Linked DNA regions of Homo sapiens: all the other regions are linked to region 1. The links are chromatin contacts, found by Hi-C or POLR2A ChIA-PET in ENCODE. All regions are on one chromosome and are shown on one strand. Each heading gives the region's core, a stretch centred on a gene start or an enhancer-like site at or near the end of the contact. The rest is flanking DNA. Distances are from core to core; before and after follow the strand shown.

Region 1 (4,019 bases), core at 1,158-3,657:
TTGAGCCACTTCCTAATGTAACTTACTTGTGCCTTCAGGACCTGCTCAAGCCTGATCACGTATATGCCACTTTCATCTGATGATGGAATGCTGCTGTGCGTGACTCACTTTATGGCTAGATGTGTCAGAAAGCACCCAGTTCGTGATAGGCAGTTCAGGTTGCATGGTGACTTGATGACTCATAGTCAAATGTTCAGTTTCTACCAAAGCCCAGTAATAGGCCAAGAGCTGTCTCTCAAAAGGAGAGTAGTTATCTGCAGAAGATGACAGGGCTTAGATCCAAAATCCTAGAAGCCTCCATTGCAATTCACCTATGGAGGCCTGCCAAAGGCTACAAACGGCATCCCTACCTGCCACTGACACCTCAAGCACCATTGGATCTGCTGGGTCATATGGCCCAAATGGCAGAGCAGCTTGCACAGCTGCCTGGACCTATTGCAGAACCTTCTCCTGTTCTGGACCTCACTCAAAACTGGTAGCCTTTTGGGTCACTCAATAAATGGGCCGGAGAAACACAGTAGGATTCTCGATAAAATTGGGCTCTTGGCCAGCCATGGCACTTTGTAATTCCTGTATTACCGGCACCTTTGGAGGCTGAGGTGGGTAGATCACTTGAGGTCCATAGTTTGAAACCAGCCTGGCCAACACAGCGAAACCCCGTCTCTACTAAAAAAATACAAAAAATTAGCTGGGCATGGTGGCGCATTGCCTGTAATCAGCTACTGAGGAGGTTGAGGCAGGAGAATCGCTTAAACCCAGGAGGCAGAGGTTGCAGTGAGCCAAGTTCACACCACTGCACTCCAGCCTGGGTGACAGAGAAAGACCCTGTCTCAAAAAAGAGAAAGAGCTCTTGAGGACATGCCCAAAGATGGGGCCTTGTTGACGAAGAGCTCAAAGGAGCCTGGCTAGAGTTTGGTCAAGGAGAGAGTTTTTGACACCACCTGCTTGAGCACGACCCAACAGCTCTTGCCCCATGCCTGACTTTGCCTCCTATGCTGAGGACTCTCTTCTTCTCTCCTGCCCTAAGGCATCTCTGTTGCTGCTGAGACACCAGGTGGCCTAGACCCCAACATGTGTGACCTGGAAGTGAGCAGGGTGGTTAACACTTTGATCAGTGAGGGACAGAAGCTGGTCAAATGATAAATTGGGAGAACTTATTGGAAAGGATAAACTCTGATACTGTCCTCCCAATGAGCGCACACTGTCCTAAGATGTGTGTACAACCTGTCGGAGGACAGTGACAAATTGGAGCAATCGATCGCTTTCCATGCCAACTTGGCATGCACCTTCTTATATTTGCTGTCATTCATTCCTGACCTCATTCCTGTTTCCCCTCACTCTATCATCCCTGGGACTGCACTTCCCAATAAAATATTAGTGTATAATCATTTGCCTCCAGCTCTGTTTTCTAGAGAATCTAGGCTGAGACAACTAGCACTGTGATGCCCAGAGGAGACTGGGATTCAAAGAATATTATGTTTGAAGACCTTTATGCTCAGTAGAATCCTTACGTGATGCAAGATTAAGTTAGGATTAATATCCGGATCATGCTTGAGGCTAGCTCTGTTTTAAGAAGGCTTTCACAGGGAGCCCCTCTCTTGCTCTTGACATTTAGAAGTATGGGAAGGTACAGTCCTTTTCCTGAGCTGTCTGACTTTTAGCTGCCAGACACACCTGTAGCAGCCGCCAGATGATGCAGGCTCTTCCTCCTTAGTAACCATCTGTCTACAATGATGGGCAGCCTCAAGGGAGGGTCTCCTCTACCATCTCCCTCTCGTTTCTTCTCCTTGGTCTCTCAACCCCTCTGAATAGCTGAATACCTCCCCTCTTTATATCTTAGCTTTCTGTGGACCAAAACCCAGAAAGGCAAGGGGCTGTGCACCCAGGCGCATAGTTACAATCTGACACCCAATAGATACTTTACGTTCCAGGATGTATCAAAAGCAGGTGGCAGTGGGCGCGGTGGCTCACGCCTGTAATCTCAGCACTTTGGGAGGCCGAGGTGGGTGGATCACTTGTCAGGAGTTCAAGACCAGCCTGGCCAACATGGTGAAACCCCATCTCTACTAAAAATACAAAAATTAGCTGGGCCTGGTGGTGGGTGCCTATAATCCCAGCTACTTGGGAGGCTGAGACAAGAACTGCTTGAACCCGGGATGCAGAGGTTACGGTGAGCCGAGATGGTGCTACTGCACTCCAGCCTAAGCAACAGAGCAAGGTTCTGTCTCAAAAAAAAAAAAAAAAAAATACATGTGGCAAATAAGCACATGAGAACAGTTTTGACATCATTAGTTATTAGGGAGACTCAAGTTAAAACCACAATGAGCTACCAAAAAAAAAAAAAAAAAAAAAGAAAGAACAAAAGCATGTGCAAATCTGTCAAAATCATGATATGAAAATGTGTACACAACATAATGCAGTGTGCCAGCATTCACTGAGATTTCAAAGTCAATTCAAGCAATAGCTATCAGCGCTGGTCCTGTGCTAATCTTAAAATGGCACAAGGCAGTTACGGTCACAGGTGCTTCCCACACACCAGGCATGTACCGAACGTTTCATGTAAGTGTTTCATTTTGAATCAAAACCTTGTGAGGTAGACTATTATTATCTCTAATTTACAAAGGAGGCAAATGAGCTTCAGAGAGAAAAGGAACTTGCCAGAATCTCACAACTGGCTGAACCAAAATTCGGATCCAGGACTTTCTAACTGCAAAGCCCACAATCATAAGCCTTGTGCTTCCCCCATATCCTGTTGGCCCTGACTTCCTTACACGCCTACGAAGTCCTCTGTGATCTCTGCCTGAGGGTTTTCTCCTCTGCACACATGTTGGGCTGCAAGTGCTCAGGAGTTGATACTCCCAAGAGCAGCCCCAGCTGATGATGAATGAGCATTGGAGGGTAAGCATCAGCTTCCTTGCCCCTTGCGGGCCTTAACCCTGGTAGGTTCTGCACAGTCTTCTGAAGGTTCCCAGTTGTCTGCAGTGAAAACCCACTCAGCAACACACAAAATTGGCTTCCTTCTCTTCCCTGTCTCATTTCCCAACTCCCCTAGTGGGATCACTTTCCAAATCAACAGTGTGTACTGAAACTCCTGTCTCAGAGTCTGCTGCTCGGGGGCGGGTGGGGTGGAAGATAGACTCGGTGGGAGGTAGGGTTCCTTATTCTGGAAGAACTTACATATTCTTATGGAGAAAACACACACACACACACACACACACACACACACACACACACACACACGCATGCACAGAGAAGTAGAGAAATAACAAAGACTGTCTCCTGAAGGTAGAACTGCGTGGTATCATGTATCAAAGATAGAATGGGCCTGATGGTACAAAGTGAAGGCAGCTGCACCTGATGACCCCTCACTTTTTTTTTTTTTTTTTTTTTTTGAGACAGGGTTTCACTCTGTCACCCAGGCTGGAGTGCAGTGGTGCTATCTCAGCTTACTGCAACATCTGCCTCCCTGGTTCAAGTAATTCTCCTGCCTCAGCCTCCCACGTAGCTGAGTTTACAGGTGTGCACCACCACACCTGGCTAGTTTTTGTATTTTTAGTAGAGACAGGGTTTTACCATGTTGTCCAGACTGATCTCAAACTCTCGACCTAAGGTGATCCTCCCACCTCAGCCTCCCAAAGTGCTGGAATTACAGGTGTGAGCCACCATGCCTAGTCGACCCCTGATGTTTTGACTGAAAGACCTCAGATTCTCTCCCTTGTGCCACCACCCAGGAGGGTACAAACAGAACAAAATCTGGGCCTTAGGCCTTTCCTCTGATTCCTTAGGGGAATCATATCTGCCCAGCACACTGGGCTGGCTTTGCACAACAGTAAAGTTTATTGCCACGTGAGAGGTGCTAATGTTTTACCACTGAGAATATCTCAGAAGTTAGAACCTCAGGTCCTTCAGTTGTCTTAGCTATGGATGAAAAACCTTCCATCACCCAGCTGCTTGGGTCTTAAGATAGGAAGTGACAGCTACGGTCTTAAGGTAGGAAGCAGTATGTTTTGAGAGCGATC
Region 2 (4,076 bases), core at 1,479-3,978, 260 kb before region 1:
TTTACAGAGGAGTTCTCCAACTCATCCAGTGAGGGGAATGAATTTAGGTTTCTGGCTTCCCAACACAGAATTCAGACAAGCTGCTCCAGAGACTGTTTGTTGGGGTGTGGGTATGGGGAGGGGTTGGTAGCTGGGGAGCATGGTAATGACAGTGTTAGTAGTTTATGCTTAGGAAGCTCCTTCTACCAGCTGGCACCTGTTAGGTGTTGTACATCATGTCTCTCATTTAATCCTCAGAACTGCCCTGTGAGACATAGCCTATGACTATCCCATTTTACAATGAAAGTGAGGCTTGGGGCAGCTAGATGGCTTGCTCATCAGCACACAGTAGGCTGGAAAGTAGGACAGGCCGGGAGGTAGGATGCCAAAGGGGAGTTTTAAGTAGCAAGAGGCCTTTGCATGCTATGGAACTCAAAAACCGATGTCATCTTGCCAGGCAGACATTGGCTATGCTGCAGGTAAGGCTGCCTTGGAGGGCTCTCCTGAGAACCTCACCAGTCTCTAGAATGTTGTTTACCTGGGGAGAAAAGTTACTAATGAACTTCTAGATCATAATGTGTTCATAACCTCAAGGGGGAGAGGGGCACCCTATATAAAGGTAATGGATTCCCACAGAAGGAGAAAAAGTTCAATAAAAATTATGAGTTGTTTGATCGGGCAAAATGAATTCATATGTACAATATTGGAACTCATTATAATTTCTAAATTAATACAGCCATTTCTATTAAAGATCTGGACACTGTGGCAATAATGTATTTCATTTGATGATCGACCTTTAGAGAACAAAAATGTGTAAATCAATAGTATAGATATAGTTTTTGTCTTCATTAAAGTTACTATAATCTTAAGCTACTAGTCTTAAAAGATTGTGTTATCTGTAGTATTGACATTTTAGACCAGTCCTTAAAAGTGTTGTTCCTACATGTAAACTAATTTTAGACCTGTTTAAAAAGAAACTCTCTTGATACTGTTTCCACCAGTCAGCAGTATTCACAATTTAGACCACAGGTCCAGGTTTAACACCTTGAAAACAGATACCAGGTAACAATAGCACAGTTGCAGCACACCTATGAAAACAGACACGATTTCATTCTGCTAAGGTCTGCCAAAAGCACGCTTGTTATGACAGTATAATGCTCTCTTAGCATCCCATAATGAAAGTGAAAATGTTTTGAAAGAACGAAACTCACTCCATCTCCCCCACCCCCAACTTTTTTGGGTCTCCGGCAAAGAAAATGGCAGCAAGTGACAATTCTTATAGACGGGTGCTATAAGAACCCAAAAGGAAAAAAGAAATGAGCTTGTCTTAACCAAAAAAAAAATGAATATCACTTTTTTAAAACAAAATCTTGCAGTCATTTTATGCAAAGCCTTTTAAAACCAGATTTGTGTGTACCAAGCAAACTTCTCAGAACACTGTCACACATTTCTTCCTAACACTTAGCCAGAATAGACACGGTTTCATCAAAATTTCCAAATGCTCTTGGGACAACCTTGAGGTGTCATCATTGGGCACCCACTGCAGGGCAGACACTAAGAAGGGGCTTTGCATTCATCCATCTATTCATTCATAACAATTTCTGGTGTTCTTACTAGGGACCAGGCACAGTTCTAGGTCCAAAATGTCCAAAAACAAAAATCCACTGCTCTTTTATCCTTAACTGAGGGGAGGTGTTGAGGAGCTGGGGAGACAGACTGAAAGTAAACAAATTCATATATAATAAAATCCAGCTGCATTAAGCATTAGGAAGAAAAAGAAGGCAGGGCAGGAGAATACAAAACGAGGGAGCAAGGTTTCTATTTTAGATACGGTAGTCAGGGGGTCTTTCTGAAAAGATGGCACCTGGGTTGTCCCTTGAGAAAGCCATAATTCACCCCCTTCCTGACAAGGTCAGCTGCTGCTCATTATTGAATCTCCAGCGCATAGCAGGTGTGTGGCTCCACTGTAGGTGTTCAGGAAATACCTGCCCAGTGGATGAGGAAGAACTGGAAGAGGAGTCCACGGCAGCAGCGGCCGGACACGGGGTGGGAGCGCCCGCCGTGCAATAATCATTGCACCACCGCACACCTCCCAAGGGATGGGCAACTTTTCCGAGCGCTGTCACAGCTGAGGTCGTGTCCTGAGCTCCCAGGCGCCCCGCGGGGTAAGCAGGACAGCCCTCTCCCTGCAGCAGGGACGCGGCCACCCCCAGCTCGCCTACCCTCTCCCACGGCCCTGCCAGCACGCCGCGTTCCGATCGGAAGGGAACAAGGGGTAGAAAGTGTTGCCGAAACTTTTCGGGCTGCGCTGTCCTCCCCCGGCCCGGAGGCGAGGACGCCGAACAGCCGCCCGGCGCGGCCCGAAGCTGGCTTCCGACCCGGCGGGGCGAGTCCCGGGGTGCGCAGGCGGACGCGCGGAGGGGCCGAGGTCTGTGCCACAGCGGAGCGGGGCCGGGGCGAGGGGCCGCGCCGAGACAAAGCGGCGGTGGCGGCAGGACCCGGGTCGGGGCCGTGCGCGGCGGGCCCCGCGCCCCCTCACCTGTCGAGCCAGAAGGTCCAGGACGAGTGCAGCGGGACCCCGCCCGGCTCAGGCTGCAGCGCCGACAGCTGCTGCAGGCCGAGCGGCGGCTCGGGGGCGGCGGCAGCGGCGGCGGCGCGGGACCCCGGCGGCTCCCGGGCCCCGGCGGGGGGCGCGGCGGCCGGGGGCAGCGCCATTTTCTCCGCCCCGCCTGCAAGGCCGGCGGACGCGCGGACCGCGGGGCGAGCGCGGCTGAGTCACCCCCGGCCCCCGCCCCGCCCCGCCCCGCGCGCCCCGCCCCGCCCCGGGCTAGCCGCCCGCCGCCCGCCGCCCGCCGCCCGCCGCCTTCAGGGCCTGGGAGCCGCGCGGAGGGGCCGTGGGAGGCACGGCCGGGCCGGGGCCGCCGAACAAAGACAGACCCACGGAGGGATGGGGGGCCGATCCCGCTCAGGCGCGGGCCCAGCGTGGGAGACTGACGGCCTGGCCTGGAGTGGCGGCCGGGGACGGGCTAGAGGGCCCACGGGGGTGAGAGGGACCGGGGAACGGTCTGCGGGCTGGCTCTGCAGCCATGCAAAAGGGCAGCGGGATGGAGCGGCAGGCTAGGGACAGATGGAGGGATGGATGGGACAGGGGATGGAGCCCCAGACCCACGTGGTGCGAGGGAAGGAGGGATGGACAGACATACCAGCAGTCAGAAGGATGGAGTGAAGGCTGGCAGATGGCTGGAGGAGAGAAGGAGGGATGGAGGGCAGATGGAAGCACAGTTGGGTGTGACAGATAAATGGAGAGGGGAACCGATGGCCAAATGGATAAAGAGACTCCAGTGCCCGCGAGTACAGAACAAAGGGCGAGAAAGAAGAACGAACAAGAGAACCACCGACTGGGGCATGAGGTTGGAGCAGGTGGGCTTTGCATTCCTCTTGGTGAGAGCATACTTCCTAACTCCGCTGATTTGAAGGGGCCAGAGCCCCCATCCCAACCTCTGGAGCTACCATGTGACCACAGTGAAGGCCTCAAGCCTGGCTTAACGTGTGGCTAACTTCAGAGAACATTTCCCAAAATCAGCCAAAGTATCCAGATCTGCCCTAAAGCACCGGCGAGTCGGGAGGAGGAAAGCGGGCACCTGTGAACACAGAGCGCTCTGCTTCCTGTACCTCTGAGCACCCAGGAAGTCCCTTAGGCGGTGAGATTCCTGAGCCCAAAGTAGGAGGGGCCCTCCTAACACAGCATCTCCCCAGGTCTCTGTCACTTTCTTTTTCAAAAGAAAAGCAAAGGCATGAGGCCTGTGAACACACATGTCACAACCAGCATGGACATCCTCTTTACACTTGAATTTCTAGATAGTTCCTCTCTGGCTTTGAACAGTGAAGGGCGTGGGATGCCATCTCCTCATTGACCTTCTACCTGGCCTAGCATGTGTTCTGTTCATGCCTTGAGCATTCGCTGGGATGGAAGAGCTACAAAACAAGATGAGTTCAGGGGCATCAACAGCATCATAGCAGACTGTCATGAATCCCAGAGTAGATGCCCTCCCTAAAAGGTAATCAAGGTCACATAAAGTGACAATAATAAAAACAAG
Region 3 (4,069 bases), core at 938-3,437, 420 kb before region 1:
CTTACGCAGCAGGTGCTATCATACCATTTTGTGGGTAAGAAAACTGAAGCACAGAAATGTTAATAGCTTGTCTAAGGGTCATGCGGCTTGTCAGTGGCCAGGCTGGGGATGTGAACCAGACTCTGGCTCAGTATCTACTGAACTATGTGTTGGGCTGGATTCTTGACTAGGCACAATGAACTACTGCCTTTAACCAACAGAGTCATAAGCGCTAATATTATTGACCTTTCACTGAGGGCTTAGGATATGACAGACACTGGGCATCATGTGAATTATCCTTACAACAACCCAGACAGGTACCTATTATCAACAACAAAATCATTTTACAGAAGAGTAAACTGAGGCTAAGAAATTGACCCAAGGTCACCCAAATACTAAGGGACCACACTGAGGCTCAGTTCTATTTTGTCTGCTTCAGAGATGATACATGTCAGGAATAGAATAATTTGGTTTTTCTATTAGTGGAACTGGATCTTTCTTGGGTCTTACTCAAATAAGAAGTTGAGCAAAGACTTCTGGGCCCAACAGATACATAATCTGGACTTCCTGGGCCCATTCCTTTGTCTCTATTTTATTTGGTATTCCCTCCCACTCATGCAATCGCTCCCTGTTCTCATCCCTTCCTTTAAGAGCAATGGGAAGAGAAGCATTGTGCCCCTAGCAAGTGCCCTTCCAGGAAAATACAGAATGTGAGCCTGCTGAGGTTGGAGAGATGAATGAGGAGCCAGGCTGGCCATGCAAGGCAAAGTGGGAGCAAACTGCAGAGGGGTGTGTGTATGTGTATGTGTGTGACTGTGGCCAGGGAGTGGCTGGGGAGGAGCAAGCTGAAGGAAAAGGAACAACATCCTGGCTCAGTGGAGCCCTAGGGGAGAGATGCAAAAGCTCTGGCTACTCTATGGGGTGCAGTAGGTTGTTTCAGATGCTTTCTTACTAAAAGCAAGACATAGATGGGCATCTTGTACATATGACCCACTTCTGAGTTTAACAAAAAAGGGCACATGGAGAGGCCCCCTAGGATGGCAGACCAAGCTGGGCAAATTTTATTCAACTCAATGCATGTCTAAGGGCTCAGTGCATGCAAAGATCGGCAACTGGCTGAGAACAGAGTCACCTTACCTACCGCAAAGGCAAAGCAACTGTGGGTTCTCTCTAAATCCTTCAGGACAAAGAACCAAAGTAAGTCTTAAGGACAATGCTTTATTTAGATATAACCACCGGGCTGTGAGAATATTTAAACATTTGGAAAACTTTGTATTGTAGCCATGAAAATGTGGTATTCTAGTCTTGGGTCTTCAATATGTAAATTTTTCTACATTTCAGAATATGAGGATATATGTAACACAGTCTCAAACCCAGAGGAGACTTTGTAACTCTATAAACAGGGTGTGAATTCACTTATTAAAGATATTTTCCTTGCACCCAAGGTGGAACGTCAAAGACAATGTGACCAAATGACAACTGCAATCCTGTGCCACTCGACAAGTAAAACCGTGTTTTCAACACTGTCTCAAAAAATGAGGGCTTTCCTCTCTCTCACCTTTCCTAAGGAGCTGGGCAAGCTGGTGCCAAACTGCCGTATGACTTCATCTCTGAAATCTGAATGGCACGTGTGAATACCCACAGTATGCCAGATTATCAGTAAGGTGATAATGCTTGTATATTATACCTGCTTGGCACCATTTGAATGAGGTTCCCTCAGGCCACTTAAGGTTTCACTTCCTGTTACTTGCACCTGCACTAATTTCAGAAGCAAATAAAAAACCCAGCAAAACCGTATTTTAGGACCTTATTCAAAAGCAAACAGACAAAAACCAAAGCAAGTCAACACAAACCCCAAAACACAGCAATAAGGTAATTAACCTGATGTTCCAAAGCTCATGCCACATATACAAGGTAGGCTTCCTTCAGTTTTTTCGTAATCTTTGCAAAGTTCTCATCCGTTATCTGCCTTGGCTATTTAATGTGACTTTTAACCAATAACGATACAATAGTAATAATCAGAAAAGCTAACATATATAAAGCTCCTGTATTTGCCAGGCACCCTGTGTCACATTCCACATGGATTATCTCATTTAATCCACCGAACAAATTGATGAGGTAAGTTCTTTATTCTGTCCTTTTAAACCCACACAAACATACACACACATTTATGGAAGATCAAGGTAAATCAGAAAGGTTAATAAGCTTTGAGTCACCCAACAAGTGTTAAAAGTCTCTGGTTGGCCGACCTTGAGTCGCTGCCCGTAACTACCACGTTGCAGTGTGACTGACACACATGACCACATTGGATGAGGATTTGGTTACACCCTTGGCCAGTGATGCAGGCTGAGATTAGCAACACTCTTTATCCCTGGAGTTAAATGTCAATTACAGAGTTTTCTTAAAAATTATTTGTAAGTGGGAATTTATATTTCAGTGGACGGGCAGACAATCATTTTGGGGAAGTTATTTCCATAACATTTTTGGAGGATGGAAATTGAAAAGAGAAAGAAAATAAATCAAATCATTACAGGCAGTGGCTCAGGCCTGTAATCTCAGCACTTTGGGAGGCTGAGGTGGGTGGATCACCTGAGGTCAGGAGTTCAAGACCAGCCAGGCCAACATGCTGAAATTCCGTCTCTATTAAAAATACAAAAATTAGCAGGGCGTGGTGGTACACGCCTGTAGTCTCAGAGGCAGGAGAATCTCTTGAACCCGGGAGGCGAGGTTGCAGGGAGCCGAGATCGCACCACTGCACTCCAGCCTGGGCGACAGAGCAAGACTTTGTCTCAAAGAAAAAAGAAAAATGAAAGAAGTCAAATCATCCACTGAGGAGTTAGGGGCTATACAGATACCAATGTCTTCTGTCAATTTGTCCATAGTGGAGTGTTAGGGGTTAAAAAAAGGATGAGAAATGATGGCTTCACGGGCTTCAGACTACCAGACCACATTAACCCACGGGCAGGCCTTCTATAGGGATACCAGGCACACTGCAGCAGGAAGGCAACATTCCTTATTGGTACCTTTGAAACAGTACTTTATTGTTAGGATATTTTATTTTGGTTGTTACCAATTCGTTGTGTAAAACTCGTTGGGTAAGAGAGAGTCTCTGCTAAATACACATATTTGGTGGCAGTGATGGGGGGGGAGCTAAACAGACTCTTAATAAGAAATTCAAATCAAGAATTACTCAAGACGACACCTGCCTTCTGGCCTAATGGAAAAATCAATCTGTCAGGTCTTAATTAAGTGCTCAGGCTAGAAAGAAAAAGCGGCAGCTTATACTTGGTATAGTACCTAGTATATTTTCGGTAGTCAAAATGTAACTAAAAGCCGTATTTGTTGCAGAAATGGTAACTATGCATAAAGATGGCCCATTTGATCCTGGGCGGCCATCTATTTAGTAAATAAAAGGTTGAAGCAGATGAATCTCATAAGCTTGTTGACAAAGATCTCTACGCATAATGATGTTGGGTTTGGATGTTTAAATGATGTTTGTATTAGAATGCCCAACTGAGGATGTCCAAAAATAAGGTAGGGGGTAACGCTGGGTGATCACAGAGCAATACTTTCTGCCCCAGAAGTCATTTGGGGTCGATAAAGGAGTACATGAGAGAAGAGGTGAACAAATGAGATATAAATAAATCAACGAGTGAATCAGTCAATAAATGAACACAGATCCATGTGTTACTTCCACAATGGCCAAGGAAACAACCAATTCTCCACTCTATTGTGTATAATCTCCCAAAAGCGCACAGGTATATGAACATCCACATCTCTCACTGACCACCATGACAGCAGTTAAAGATTCTGCCCGAGCCGCTCCTCATGCACTCAGCACAGATGTGGCTGAATGTGCGTCTCACGGGGGTTATGATCACGGTAGGGAGTGACAGTTGGCAAATGTGAGGTCCCTCTTCCCAACCTGCAAAGCAGCACAGCCAGTTTATTCTCCAACTGCCCTGACAGAGGTGGGGAAATAGAGACATTGAAAACGGTGAGTGGATTACAAGTTAATAACTGGTTTGCAAATGGTGAGCTGTCCTGAGCCACATTCTCGTTCCCCAAGGAACTCAACACCAGACACCTT
Region 4 (4,331 bases), core at 646-3,145, 440 kb before region 1:
ACCTTCCCCCACCCACCTCCCCACACTCCAACATCCAACTGCAGACATTCACAAGCCAGCTGGCGAGGGTTAGTGGTCGGTGGCCAGGTAAGAGAGTGAAGGTAACTGGTCCACAAGAGGCAGGAATTCCCACTTTGGCCTCATTAGCAGCAGGGCCAAGCAGCCAAGGCTAAAGTTAACATTCACGAAATACACCTGGCTAATCTTGTAAAGAATAAAGATTTGCTCATTAACTGAGCTTAGAGAAAGGTGTGACCCACAAAACCGAAGAGCTATTTTCAGGTCCTTAATGGTCCAAATTTCGTGATCAAGTTACAAATTCCATGTGGTTCTTCATAAGGTCCCTTTAAGAAACTTTTCGATGATGGAACAGTGGAGCCTCTGGCCATGTCATTCATATACACACAGAGATGCACAAACACCTACCCACCACTTCTATGATGCAGGGTTGAATAAAGCTTAATGGAAGTTAACCTTCTAGCCTGGGTGCAAGATACCCAACCACCGAGATGCTGTTCATCAGGTACCCCAATGCAGCGAAGCACACCTCCAAAGCCTTGCTGAATGGCACTAGCACCAGTGCCACTCCTTGCTCATTTCTAAGAGGCTCCTGGACAGTGAAGTCAGGGAGCTGCCTAGCCTCTGCAGCCCACTCTAAACGGACGATGATTTGCTGATGGTGATTTCTCCTGCAAGGACTACCCAGAGCCACTAATGGAGGCAAGCGCTGGCTTGTTGCTTGAGCTTTCATCTGAAAATAAAACTGAAGGGTCAATTTTCATCATGAGCTTGAGAAAAGAAGGAAATTGCAAAGAAAGGAAGGGGAGAGAGACAGAGACACAGAGAGGAAGAGAGAAAGGAAGGAAGGCAATTGCTTGCTACGAAGACAAAACAAATTGTGAAATCTAGAAATAAATACTCAGGGCTGAATTCTAACACAACTGTCACTGCTGTCAGTTTTAGGAAATAAAACTCTTATGAAATACAAAAAGGTTCAAGGGGGAATTCAATCTATCTGAGTTTTACATAAACTAAAAATTACAGGTTTCTGAAACAGTTGGGATTAGCATTCTTCTTAGGTAGTTTAGGAAAGGTTACCCTTTCCTCCCCTTCATTTTAACACTGTGAGGGGTCTGCCTGCCTACCAAAATGCAACCAGTGCAGCCCCAACCACCAGATCAAGGAACAAACAGTGCAGGACTAGACAGCAGGTTTGTGGAAACCCAGCAAGAACGCTCTTCTTTGAGGAAAGGAGGGCTTGGCAGGTAAACAACCATATCAGGCCTTATCCAAAAAGAAGGTAGAGGTGGGGCCTCTAGGGCGAGGCCCAGATGGTCTCCACGGATTGCTGTGCTCCTTTGGGCCCCGTTTGACCTCTTTTTAAAGGGCTCTGAATACCACTAGGGAACCAATGTCACCCAGCAAGGGCCACTCAGAGCCACACTTAAGGGGCAATGCATGTATTTTCTTCCTTCTATGACATTAGAAGGCAACTTGCTGTTCTTGGGGCCCAAGGCAGAGAAGAATGTGAACACACAAAGTTCTTGTAGAGAATTAGTCCTGGCACAATTACCTAATGGCCTCTTCAACCAAACACCTGGTTGGCTACTTATCAGTAGCAACCCTATAAGCAACCCATTCCAGCAAGGTCCAGAGAGAAGAGAGGACAGCTGTGACTATTCAATCCTTTGGTGGTCATCATCACCTCCCATATTTATGAGGCCTTTTGGCCACAATGGTCTGAGCTCTTGTTGTGTACATCTTTATTAGTTGGAAGAAAAGGTCTAAGGTTTCTTTCCCAACTCAGAGAAGTCCTCTTAAACCAAACTGACTTAGCCAGCCCCAGGTCAGTACAAACAGTCAATTTCATAAGAGGACAAAGGGCTTTGGAAAAGAAGTGAACAGAGAGAGAGGATGAGGCAATCTGCAGTTCCTCTTTGGCTGGGGCCTCTCAATGGGGCCTCATTCTTTGTCTCAAAGATAGACAGGAATTCCAGCATGGACAACACCCCCAAGTTTAAATATACCTTTGAAAATGTGGGTGACTGGCAGATTATTGTAAACCACTGATCATCACCATTAATGTGGGTGTTTTAAAAAGTTGGCCCTATGAATGGAGGTTGAATGCAAGATCCAGCTCTAGTTTAAAACTAAACACACACATACACAAATACACACACACACAAATAGCGTAAGTTTATATGTTGGTTATTTTTCTCCCAAACAGCCTCATAACAGTCTAGCATAATTCAACGTATTTCCTGTCCCCCTTCCTCAACTGTTTTTGTTTTTGTTTTTATTTTAAGACAGGGTCTTGTACCGTCACCCAGGCTGGAGTGCAGTGGCACTCTCACGGCTTGATGCAACCTCAACCGTCAGGACTCAAGCAATCCTCCTGCCTCAGCCTCCCAAGTACTATAGGTGTGAGCCACCACACCCAGCTAATTGTTGTATTTTTGGTAGAGATGGGGTTTCACCATGTTGCCCAGGCTGGTCTCAAACTCCTGAGCTCAGACACTCCTCCTGCCTTGGCCTTCCAAGGTGCTGAGATTACAGGTGTGAGTCACCGCACACAACCCCATTTCTTTTTTATTTATTCCTTCCTCTCTATTCCCCAGCCCCCTGAAACCAGACTTGGCCTTTACCCCCCCAAAAGAAATGAGATGAAGTCAAAATAAAAAGACAAAGCTAATACTAATAAGAATCACTAATATTTCATCAGCATGTGCTATGTAAAAAGTAGTCAGCATTTTGTTTATACTGTATTGACTCATTTAGTCAAAGCAGGACCATGATGAGGTAAATATTGCCATTTTACAGATTTAGGAACTAAGGCGGTGTGTTTAAATAACATATCCAAGGTTAATAAGAGGCAGAGCTGGGATTCAAACTCAGGAACGTTAACCACTGCACAACACTGCCTCAAAGGTGTATTAACCCAAAGAAGTTAATTGTTGACTTCTGAGCTGCTAAGGGCCCACCAGTTGGTTATATATTGGGTTTTCAAGGTTAATATTAACTTAATGAGACTTATGCACTGACTCTATATATGATGCAACTCAACTCTTAGCAACATACTGAGCATACACCACTTAGAACTAACACAACCGAAAGAATGATAAATTAAATAACCTTCTCCCCTACCTAGTGTTTCTTTCATGGCAACAGTTCAGTCGCTGGGGTTTTCCCTCATCTCTAACTTCTCTACTGAGTAAAGGCACATGTTTTTAGACTCCAAAATACATATACTTTATTATTTAAAAAAATTTTTTGAGATGGAGTCACACTCTGTTGCCCAGGCTGGAATACAGTGGCACAATCTCGGCTCACTGCAACCTCCACCTCCCAGGTTCAAGCGATTCTCCTGCCTCAGCCTCCCAGGCAGCTGGGATCACAGGCATACACCATCACACCTGGATAATTTTTGTGTTTTTAGTAGAGATGGGATTTCACCATGTTGCACAGGCTGGTCTTGAACTTCTGGCCTCAGGCGATCCACCCACCTAGGCCTCCCAAAGTACTGGGATTACAGGCATGAGCCACCACACCTAGCCCAAAACATATATATTTTAATAAAACATATCTCAAATATTTCAGTTCACAGGTTAGATATAATGGGAACAAAACTGTCTCAATTTCAACTGTAACATCAAATCATCACATGAACTGAGACTTGCTGAAAGCCCTTGAGGATGGAAGAAATGGTAAATTATATTACAGAATACTCTAATGCTGGGAGTAAAAAAAAAAAAAAAAAAAAAAAAAACGCTCTCTGGTAAACTTTTAATTTTTTTAGGCCTCTTTATATTTAGAACATGCCTTTCTAAAATTTGAAGCTAAGCATATGTCAAAAAATTTTTTTTCAAAGAACCTTATTTTTAAAACTATAACTACAAATGTCAGACAAGTTCATTGTATAAAAGTACTGCAAACAGTATAGCATAAATAAATCAAAAGCAAGTGTGTGCCCCACTCACCCTCCCGCCTCCAGCCCTAACACAGTTTATTCTTCAGAAGTAGCCACATCATTGGAGTTGGCGATGGTACAAAGCGGGGAGAGGAGGAAGCCTGTGGAGACTTAGCTCTCTCATCTCCATGATCCCCACCTGCCCCCAAGTAAAACGATTATAAATCACATAGCAAAGCTGGTTGAGAGCACAAACCCTTCAACAAAACCACGTAGGTCTCAATCCTACCTATTCCACTTATCCGCTGTTGACCGTGAGCTAATATGTTATATAACCGCTCCGTGCCTCAGTTTCCACATCTGCAAAATGAGGATAACAGGAGTTCTTATCTCACTGAGGCCTGGTGACAGATAAATTACACAA
Region 5 (4,558 bases), core at 469-2,968, 500 kb after region 1:
TGGGCATGGGGTTCACACCTGTAATCCCAGCACTTTGGGAGGTCAAGGCAGGCAGATCTCTTGAGGCCAGGAGTTTGAGACCAGCCTGGCCAACATGGTGAAACACTGTCTCTACTGAAAATATAGCCAGGCATGGTGGTGTGTGCCTGTAACCCTGAGTAATCTTGGGAGTCTGAGGCACAAGAATCGCTTGAACCCAGGAGGCAGAGGTTGTAGTGAGCCGAGATCCTGCCACTGCCCTCCAGCCTGGGTGATAGAGCAAGATTCTGCCTTTAAAAAAAAAAAAAATGCTGCTAGCAATGCACTTCACTAATACTCATTTTACACTGCTAATACTTGTCACCCAGAAAACCTCCCTCCTGGAGAGCCCCAGGTTCTTCAGAACTCAGTAATCACTCTTTAACAAACAAAGAAAATGGTTTCAGCCCCACTGCAGCACTCTGACACATCTTCAAAAACTCCACAGATTTCCAGAAAGACATACCTTCTCCTGGTCAGTGGGGGTTACGCCCTCGGTCACCACTGTCATCTGGTCCTTAGCCATCATCCTCTGTTCCTGAAGCTGCCATTCTCTCTCCCCATCTCTGTTACCCCTGGACCACCTCACATCTGCCATGCCTCATAGCATCATGAACACAAAGCTGGTTCCCAAAAGTGTTTGTGGATAACGGAAGGGGTATTGCAGTCCTGCATATCTGGTCAATTACAGGAACACAGCATCCTGGTTCTTGGCTGGGTGCAGCGGCTCACATCTGTAATCCCAGCACTTTGGGAGGCAGGTGGATCACTTTAGGTTAGGAGTTTGAGACCAGCCTGGCCAACACGGTGAAACCCTGTCTCTACTAAAAATACAAAAAATTAGCCGGGTGTGGTGGTGCACACCTATAATCCCAGGCACTTGGGAGGCTAAGGCAGGAGGATCACTTGAACCTGGGAGGTGGAGGTTGCAGTGAGCCAGGATGGCACTGCTGCACTCCAGCCAGGGTGACAGAGCGAGGCTCTATCTCAAAATATTTTAAAAAGTAAAAAATAAATAAAAATAAAAAAAGCAATATAGCATCCTGGTTCTTGAGTTTTCTGGACTGTCCCTACACCGGGGGCTTCTCTTGCTCTAGAGATGTCCTTGCTAATCATTGCTCTCCTGAGCTGCCTCTGTTTTTCTCTGGACCCTCTCCTCTCAATCCCTTCCTGCTTCCCATCTCTGTGGCCTTGGCTTCTTCTTAACAAGCTTGCCACCCCCAACTTCAAATTCCTGTCAATTTGTTGTAAACAAGCTACCTCTGTTTGTGTCTTGCCTTTTCCCACCAGGGAGGTATAGACATGGTTAAAGACACGGCCTCTGGCACTGGAAGGCCTCCTTTTCACTCCCAGCTAGGCATTCTTCAAATCCTTCCTATCCCTATTTTACAGCTGACAAAACTGACTTCCGGGGGATTTGGTTTTGCTCAAGGACCCAGGGTCCTTCAGGGGTAGGTAGGAAAGATCTGGGACAACTCCCAGGCCTCTTCCAGGCAGAAGGAGAAGTAGGTTGGAGAATGCTAGTTGAGGGCACCTGCAAAAGCTAAATCAAGACTGCCTGAAGCTTAGGAGGAAGGAAATGTGTGTAGATTTAGTTCCTAGAGGGCTTATAAATAGGACCATTGCTCATTTGTCCTGAAAAGTCGCTGGGCAACCTTCCCGAGGTGAGGGGTGGGGGCGGGGCCACATGCCCTCCTGAGGTCATTTCTAGCTTGATGATTCACACGGCAAAATCCCAGCGTGGGTTCAGCGCCCCTCCCCGCACCCGCCCCGTGTACTTTCATTTTGCATTATGATTTTTCACTCAAGCTGATGCGAACCCAAATTGATGTCATTTCCCTCCCAATAAGCTCTTGACCAGAAAACATCTAATTCTCCATCTAGCTGGGATTTTTTTTTTTTCACTCAGTTTCTATAAAATCATGCTGCAGTTTGCCTCGATATTTTCTTCTCTTTTAAAGATAGCATTTGTCAAGGCTTATCTTCTGGTCGTAAAACTAATATATATGCTCACTGCAAAAGAATCTGGAACACAAGAGGCCTGAAAGAAGAAAATAAAAATTATATATAGCATCACACACGTAGACAAACAGGAAAGATCATAGTATGTTTTCTTTCTGTCTTCCCCTTGTATATATATCTTTAACATAATTAGATCAAATGCTTTTTTAAAAATCTATTTAAGAGTGAGAGGGAAGAATCATAGATTCTGGCTTCAGCAGAACATGTGTTTTAATAGGTTATATTTATTGAGGGCTGAAAATGTTCTAGGCACTTTACTCAGTGTGTATTGGTGGAATGTCAGCCATTTATGTTCATTGCTTTTCAAAATCCTCACAACAGCCCCTGAGAAAGATATTACTATCATGCCCATTTTACAGGTGAGGAAGCTGAGGCTCTGAGACGTCCCAAGAACAGCTGGTTCATAAAGCAGCTGGGATTAATTTTAATTAAAGTCATCTTGCTTCCACAGGCTGGGCTCTTAAACTTTTTATTTATTTATTTATTTATTTATTTATTTATTTATTTATTTACTTTTCATAGAGACAGGGTCTCACTGTGTTGCCCAGGCTGGTCTCGAACTCCTGGGCTCAAGCAATCCCCCCAACTTGGCCTCCGAAAGTGCTGAGACTACAAGTGTGAGCCACCACACCTGGCCAGCTATTAACCTTTATAGTATGTATAGAGTTTGTCACTTCATAGGGATAAGTGCTTCAATTGGGAATGCCATGAAGGCAACACTGGCCTGCTTCTCATGTAACTAAGAATTTTTTTTTTTTTTTTTGAGACAGGGTCTCACTCTGTCGCCCAGGCTGGAGTGCAGCGGTACAATCTCGGCTCACTGTAATCTCCACTTCCCAAGTTCAAGCGATTCTCATGCCTCAGCCTCCTGAGTAGCTGGGACTACAGGCACACACCATCACACCTGGCTAATTTTTGTATTTTTTGGTAGAAACGGGGTTGCACCATGTTGGCCAGGCTGGTCTCGAACTCCTGACCTCAAGTGATTCACCCACCTCAGCCTCCCAAAGTGCTGGGATTACAGGCACGAGCCACCTCACCGAGCCTGTAACTGGGAATATTTTAATCAAAGCACAACATACTCGTGGAACAAAGATCATGCTCCATTCTGACCTTCTGCAACCCTTTGCTTTAAAGAATATATAGGGAGAAAGGAAACTGGAGGAAAAGGTCATAAGCGTACTTGCCAGTGCTACTACAAGTTTGCCCATGCCTTCCTATAAGTGTTGCTATTTTAGTGCTTGATGGACATCTAAAGTGTCCCTGGGCATGGGGGAGCTGAGAGGTGCTGGGGCTCAGCACAGATGCTGTAAAGTGACTGCTCATTCTTTCTGTGGCCATTCATTGACTACCTACCGTGTGTCTCTCAGGCACAGTGCTCAGCATGTACTCCAAATGTAATCTGTATAAAACCAGCATGCCCATGGGGTCGGCTTCAAAGTGTTGAAGTGATATCATAATGTATTAGTCATTCTCATAAAGTATGCTCATAAAGACATACCTGAGACTGGGTAATTTATAAAGGAAAGAGGTTTAATTGACTCACAGTTCCACATGGCTGGGGAGGCCTCACAGTCATGGCGGAAGGTGGATGAGCAGCAAAGTCACGCCTTACATGGTGGCAAGCAAGAGGGCTTGTGTAGGGAAACTTCCCTTTATAAAACCATCAGATCAGGCTGGGTGCAGTGGCTCACGCCTGTAATCCCAGCACTTTGGGAGGCTGAAACGGGTGGATCATTTGAGGTCAGGAGTTCAAGACTGGCCTGGCCAACATGGTGAAACCCTGTCTCTACCAAAGATACAAAAAATAAGCCAGACGTGGTGGCACATGCCTATAATCCTAGCTACTCAGGAGGCTGAGGCATGAAAATCACTTGAACCCAGGAGGTTACAGTGAGCCAAGATCACGTCACTGCACTCCAGCCTGGGTGACAGAGTGAAACCCTGTCTCAAAAAAAAAAAAAAAAAACCATCAGATCTCGTGATACTTACTAACTACCTCAAGAACAGTATAGGGGAACCACCCCCATGATTCAATTATCACTACCTGGCCCCATCCTTGATACACGGGGATACAGAGATACAGCCAAACCATATCACATAATTCACACACACATACATACCACACACACCGTGTATCTGGAGGTGAAACATTATTTCAAAACAGCTCAAAATATTATACTGGCTCTATCTGTCAGGATGCTTTGATTGTAAGCAACAGAAACTGCCTCTACTGATCTAGGCAGAACGGGAATTTCTTGGAAGGATATTAGAGAGCACACTAGAGCAAAGGAATGGCTAAAAAGTCAGGCTTGGAGCCATTAGGCACCCAGCCTCTCCAGGAGGTTCTTGGCAGCAGAAAATGCTCAACAATCTCACTGAGCTGCTGTGGCTGGAATGAGAACACTCCAAGTGTTCTCTGCTTTGGGCCTGAATCCATGATTGAGATTTCAGGGAGGGAGTCCCCATTGGCCTTGCTGGCAGTCATGCACTGGGGAGGAAGGGCTGGCCTGGCTAA

What was found. A loop is a pair of places that touch in the nucleus more often than their neighbours do. ChIA-PET counts read pairs that join two places held with the same protein, here RNA polymerase II (POLR2A). Pooled maps may share reads with other maps.
Region 2: a loop to region 1 is called in a map of naive thymus-derived CD4-positive, alpha-beta T cell, with 2.2 times the contacts of the local background. The contact joins the promoter of EIF4E3 here to the enhancer-like site in region 1. A Hi-C loop is called at or near these places in 1 of 168 maps with a recorded cell type or tissue (naive thymus-derived CD4-positive, alpha-beta T cell) and 10 of 50 pooled maps. POLR2A ChIA-PET finds 5 or more read pairs at or near these places in 2 of 52 experiments (activated CD4-positive, alpha-beta T cell and activated T-cell).
Region 3: a map with no recorded cell type shows a loop between it and region 1 (8-fold over the local background). The contact joins two enhancer-like sites. A Hi-C loop is called at or near these places in 1 of 168 maps with a recorded cell type or tissue (Ramos), 4 of 37 single-sample maps with no recorded cell type and 2 of 50 pooled maps. POLR2A ChIA-PET finds 5 or more read pairs at or near these places in 1 of 52 experiments (OCI-LY7).
Region 4: a pooled map shows a loop between it and region 1 (3-fold over the local background). The contact joins two enhancer-like sites. A Hi-C loop is called at or near these places in 1 of 37 single-sample maps with no recorded cell type and 1 of 50 pooled maps. POLR2A ChIA-PET finds 5 or more read pairs at or near these places in 2 of 52 experiments (OCI-LY7 and activated CD4-positive, alpha-beta T cell).
Region 5: a pooled map shows a loop between it and region 1 (6-fold over the local background). The contact joins two enhancer-like sites. A Hi-C loop is called at or near these places in 2 of 37 single-sample maps with no recorded cell type and 11 of 50 pooled maps. POLR2A ChIA-PET finds 5 or more read pairs at or near these places in 3 of 52 experiments (Caco-2, GM12878 and activated naive CD4-positive, alpha-beta T cell).

Annotation. Positions count from the first base shown.
Region 1 is chr3:71,982,669-71,986,687 of GRCh38, forward strand. No RefSeq gene overlaps it. Among named protein-coding and RNA genes, the nearest start is that of LINC00877, 120 kb to the right of the region's middle. RefSeq lists enhancers at 1-614, 1-333. Within about 2 kb of position 2,408, at least 2 of the 41 ENCODE cell types and tissues checked have a DNase peak (open chromatin) inside an H3K27ac peak, as active enhancers do; they include OCI-LY7, where a contact is called at or near this core.
Region 2 is chr3:71,722,674-71,726,749 of GRCh38, forward strand. It overlaps EIF4E3 (eukaryotic translation initiation factor 4E family member 3), which reads right to left and starts at 2,729. Exons shown (of 7, transcript NM_001134651.2): 1 at 2,519-2,729. The coding sequence starts at 2,694. RefSeq lists silencers at 2,134-2,253, 2,384-2,453.
Region 3 is chr3:71,562,329-71,566,397 of GRCh38, forward strand. All of the region lies in intron 2 of FOXP1 (forkhead box P1), which reads right to left. Among named protein-coding and RNA genes, the nearest start is that of FOXP1, 19 kb to the right of the region's middle. Within about 2 kb of position 2,188, at least 5 of the 41 ENCODE cell types and tissues checked have a DNase peak (open chromatin) inside an H3K27ac peak, as active enhancers do; they include OCI-LY7, where a contact is called at or near this core.
Region 4 is chr3:71,546,121-71,550,451 of GRCh38, forward strand. All of the region lies in intron 2 of FOXP1 (forkhead box P1), which reads right to left. Among named protein-coding and RNA genes, the nearest start is that of MIR1284, 6.2 kb to the left of the region's middle. Within about 2 kb of position 1,896, at least 2 of the 41 ENCODE cell types and tissues checked have a DNase peak (open chromatin) inside an H3K27ac peak, as active enhancers do.
Region 5 is chr3:72,481,378-72,485,935 of GRCh38, forward strand. No RefSeq gene overlaps it. Among named protein-coding and RNA genes, the nearest start is that of RYBP, 37 kb to the left of the region's middle. RefSeq lists an enhancer at 1,132-1,632. Within about 2 kb of position 1,719, at least 16 of the 41 ENCODE cell types and tissues checked have a DNase peak (open chromatin) inside an H3K27ac peak, as active enhancers do.